2 separate regions of the Homo sapiens genome follow, and region 2 is linked to region 1. Evidence: read pairs that join two places in POLR2A ChIA-PET (ENCODE). Cell type or tissue: PC-9. All regions are shown on one strand.

Region 1 (2,500 bases):
TTCCACAATGGCACTGAGTTCAGTATCTTACTGGTTATTTATTTTTGCACCAATGTTTATGTATTCACATATTTGATAAGAATGTCGTAGTTAGGAGTGAAATTATTAAAACGACGTAAGTAACTGTACAGACAGACCCTTCTCTTTTTTGAGATGGAGTCTTTCTCTGTCGCCCAGGCTGGAGTGCAGTGAGGTGATCTCAGCTTACTACAACCTCCGCCTCCTGGGTTCAAGCAATTCTCTCACCTCAGCCTCCTGAGTAGCTGGGATTACAGGCACCCGCCATCATGCCCGGCTAATTTTTGTATTTTTGTAAAGATGGGGTTTTTCACCATGTTGGCCAGGCTGGTCTTGAACTCCTGACCTCAGGTGATCTGCCTGCCTTGGCCTCCCAGAGCGCTGGGATTACAGGCGTGAGCCACCACGCTGGGCAGATAGACCCCTCTTATTGGTTGCTTTATGATAGAACACCAAGAAGTTTCAACAATCTTTATGTATGGGGTTACTTTAAAATTCTGCATTTGGTTTTTACTTGGCTGTTAATTTATATCATCTTAAAATAAATAGGTATTGTTACTTAGTGCACATTTTTTAAATCAGGTCATTTATTCAGTAAGCATTTTTGAGTGCCTAGCGTGTGTCAAGCCTGCTGTGCACTGGGTAGATGAGTAGAGGTATGGGATCTGAAACGAAGGCAGTAATAGTCCTACTGTGAGATCAGCCTCATGTAAAGCAGTGGTTATCACACTCGGGGGGCTGAAACCCATTTACCTTCTTGAAAATTTTTGTGGATGCTAAAGAGCTTTTATTTATGTGGACTATAGCTATTGATACCATATATGAATTAAAACTGATATTTCAAATATTTATTACAAAAATAAAATTATATTTTAAGTAACATTTTTGGAAGATATTTTCTAAAAAAACAAAAAGTTAGAAAACTGGCATCGTTTTACATCTTGCAAATTTCTTTAATGTGTAGCTGAATGTTTAATATTTGAAATACAAAAAAAAAAAAAAAGGAAAAATATGTCAGTGGGCTCAATGAATTTTTTCCCTGGACAAGTTTTGTAGGTAGTCAGGAATAATCAGAAGGTTGCCCAGTGGACTTGGAATCGAATGATGGAGTCAGCTGAGTGCTCTCCAGTAGGAGTAAACCTGCCATAGCGATTGACTTTTGGCCAGGGATTGCCATTTATGTAATTGGTGCTTAGTAAATATTTATTGGATGATTAATAATCTCTGAGAAGTTTTTGGCTTGGTTTCATTGCTAGTGCCATAGCTCTTTACTATGCTACAGTGAATAATTTTGAGTTGTGTGAAGTACTTTTAGCTCAAGATGGTTAAACTACACTACTTCTGAATCTGTGGAATGAAAAAGGAAGACTCTGTTAGTAGTTCCTCTCAATATAAATTGTCCTGTATCACAGTAGTTGCTAGTCTAAATGAATTAATGAAATATGCCATGTTTTGTGGTAGTTAAGTAATACAGATTCAAGCACTGGTATCCCATTGAAAATGTCATTAGAACCAGCTAGCACTTTAGAAACTACTTAAGGGTCATCTAAAGTTTGATACATCCCATGAGCAAGTGATGAATACATCACTACTTTGGAAGAATTCAAATTTAAACAAAATCTTATTAAATATTAAAAGAACACTTCGATGGTATAAAACAGTGGTCCCCAACCTTTTTGGCACCAGGGACTGGTTTCATGGAAGACAGTTACGGGTGGGGAGGGATGGTTTCGGGATGAAACTGTTCAGTCTCAGATCATCAGGCATTAGATTCTCATAAGGAGCACGCACCCTAGATCCCTTGCACGCGCAGTTCACAGTAGGGTTTGTGCTCCTATGAGAATCTAATGCCTCTGTTGATCTGATGGGAGGTAGAGCTGGGGCAGTAATGCTTGCTTGCCTGTCACTCACCTCCTACTGTGTGGCCCTGTTCCTAACAGGTCCGTGACCCAGGGGTTGGGGACCCCTTGTATAATAGACAGTTGATAGAATGCAGTTGTATCGTCTACTAAGATAGAAGATAGTTCCCTAACGTCTGTTCCCTTTCTTCCCTCAGTGATCTTCCATTGTTTGAAGCACTGGACCTTTAATCCACTGTAGGTATGGACAGGGAAGAAAGGAAGACCATCAATCAGGGTCAAGAAGATGAAATGGTAACCAGCTGTTCTAATTTACTGGTGATGTGTGAAGACTTTATCTCTGCAATTTATTATTTTAGGGACTAGAAAAATGCAATTAACAACAGTGGCGGCAGCAGCTAACTCAATGGGCTTCTTTCTTCATCCTGTGCTTTTGAATTGGGATTGTGTAATATGTCTATTAGTTGCTTTTAGTATAATTCTTTTTTTACCTGTGGTCTGTTAAAACTGAGAAGAAGTATGTTTTTGCATTTGGTGATTTAAGAGGTAACATTGGCTAATATAATCCTAAATAAAAGATTTAAATACAATCCCAAATAAAGATTTCTAATTTTGACTTACAA
Region 2 (2,500 bases), 920 kb before region 1:
TATCCGCTTGTGATATTCCAGATCACTTTTTTTTTTTTTAAATTTTACTTTAAGTTCTGGGATACATGTACAGAATGTGCAGGTTTGTAACACAGGTATACATGTGCCATGGTGGTTTGCTGCACCCATCAACGCATCATCTAGGTTTTAAGTCCCACATGCATTTGTCCTAATGCTCTCCCTCCCCTTGCCCCGCACCTGACAGGCTCCGCTGTGTAATGTTCCCCTCCCTGTGTCCATGTTTTCTCATTGTTCAACTCCTACTTATGAGTGAGAACACGCGGTGTTTGGTTTTCTGTTCCTGTGTTAGTTTGCTGAGAATGATGGTTTCCAGCTTCATCCATGTCTCTGCAAAGGACATGAACCCATTCTTTTTTATGGCTGCTCAGATAATTTTTAAATACACTTCAATGTATTCCTCTTTTTTGTAATTAAAAAAAGTTGAGATAAAATTAACCTAACATAAAATCCAGTATTTCAAAGTGAGTAATTCATGGTTTTTAGTATAGTCCCAGTGTTGTACAACTATCACCACTATCTAATTCCAAAATATTTTTCACCCCAAAAAGAAACCCTGTATCTATTAGCAGTCACTCCCAATTCTCCTCTCCCTCTGTCTTCTGGCAACCTAATCTACTTTCTGTCCCTGGATTTGCCTATTCTGAACATTTCAAATAAATGGAATAATACAATATTTGGTCTTATGTGACTAGCTCCTTTCTCTTAGCATGTTTTTAAGAGTCATCCATGTTGTAGCATGTATCAGTCCTTTGTTTTTATAGCTGGATAATGCATCATTGCATGGATGTACCTCATTTTGTTTATCCATTCATCAGTTGATGGACATTTGAGTTGTTTCCCTTTTGTGGCTGTTGTAAATAATGCTGCTATGATCCCTTTCAGAGTACTCTTAATGTTATTACATCATTATTTCTCTTCAGAGACTTTCATGTCCCTTCCATAATAGCTACTCTGCAGAATTCTCCACTATTTTAAGTCTGACCATCTATATTATTTGTCCCGTATCTGGCCTATAAAACCCTACAGGGGAAGTTACACAACTGTTTGGTGAAACCAACTGATGGTGCTACACATTCCTGGAATTCTTGATATAAAGCAGTTTCCTCCAGACCCAGTCAGGTGCCTTTCTTGTTACCGTTAGTGGCTCTTCAAGACCTCAGGATTTGCCACATTGTTCTTCATTCTCAACAGATGACCTTGTCTCTTCTTCTGCTTGGTGGGAATGCCTTTATTTCTTGCTGCTAATCTAGAAGTTTAACAGAATCTGTTCTTACCATTTTAGTTTTTCTGCTTCTTTGAATAATAAAAGTATCCCTTTTTCTATGCAGTTCCAAGCCCCTTACCTCCTCAGGACTTTGCTTTAGCATCTCTCTCCTTTCCCTTCTCTGCCACCTCTATCTTAAGTAGATAAAGATTTTTTTTTTTTTTTTTACTAAGTTTGTTTCTTAGTAAAACAAAACAAAAGCAAACAACAATAGGAAAACCTCTCCCTCTGACAAGGAAGCACAAATCTCTATTGAATAATTACCATGTGCCAGTAAGTTTGTGCTAAGAATCTTTTTTTTTTTTTTTTGAATACAGAGATAGGGTTGTTGACCAGGCTGGTCTCAAATGCCTGGCCTCAAGAGTTCCTCCCATCTTGGCCTCCCAAAGTATTGGGCTTACAGGCATGAGCCACGCCTGTGCTAAGAATCTTTATGTGCATTCCCTTAGTCTTTTTTTTTAGTAACCATATATGGTTTGGTACCATTGTTATGTGTGATACAGAAGAAGAAATGGAAGTTTGTTGAGGTTAAGTTCACTCAGTCTCACTTAGATGTTTAAGTATGACAGTAGGTTGAACCTAAGCAGACTTAGCTGAGAACCCTATATTTTTTGCCGTAATATTTTACTATTAACCTGTCTCTCTTTGTTTTTATGGAAACTTTTAATTATTTTTGAATTTAATTTGTTGCATAATACCACCTATGTAGTACACAATTTGAAGGTAAAAAAGTGTGTACCCAGTGAAAATCAGTCATTTTCTAATCTCTTTCCTAGAGGAATGCACTGAACTAGTTTCTCTTGCGCCCTTGTGCAATTTTCTTTTTTTTTTGAGACAGCCTCGCTCTGTCACTGAGGCTGGAGTACAGTGGCATGATCTCAGCTCACTGCAACCTCTGCTTCCCGGGTTCAGGCAATTCTCCTGCCTCAGCCTCCTGACTAGCTGGGACTACAGGTGCGCACCACCATGCCTGGCTAATTTTTGTATTTTTAGTAGAGGTGGGGTTTTGCCACATTGGCCAGGCTGGTCTTGAACTCCTGACCTCAAGTGATCTGCCCAACTTGGCCTCCCAAAGTTTTGGGATTACAGGCGTGAGCCACCATGCCTGGCCTTTTCACAAAATTTTCTAAGTATATAAAAGTATTTGTACTCTTCAGTACAAATGACTCTCCCCATTTCAACAAAAATATTAGCACTGTTCTACATTTTGATTTT

Evidence for each region. Peaks named below come from ENCODE experiments on the same cell type or tissue, not always from the same donor. Only the 100,000 strongest peaks of a DNase experiment are listed, where the experiment ranks them.
Region 2: POLR2A ChIA-PET joins it to region 1 with 8 read pairs; 2 of 35 experiments call an interaction of 5 or more read pairs at or near these places.

What each region holds. Positions count from the first base shown.
Region 1 is chr3:194,461,811-194,464,310 of GRCh38, reverse strand. It overlaps ATP13A3 (ATPase 13A3), which reads left to right. Exons shown (of 34, transcript NM_001367549.1): 3 at 2,075-2,171. The coding sequence starts at 2,121. Among named protein-coding and RNA genes, the nearest start is that of ATP13A3, 24 kb to the left of the region's middle. In PC-9, no CTCF peak of the experiment used is centred here; no DNase peak of the experiment used is centred here.
Region 2 is chr3:195,384,341-195,386,840 of GRCh38, reverse strand. All of the region lies in intron 2 of ACAP2 (ArfGAP with coiled-coil, ankyrin repeat and PH domains 2), which reads left to right. Among named protein-coding and RNA genes, the nearest start is that of ACAP2, 57 kb to the left of the region's middle. In PC-9, no CTCF peak of the experiment used is centred here; DNase peaks (open chromatin) are centred at 1,090 and 1,670; H3K27ac peaks cover 1,355 bases.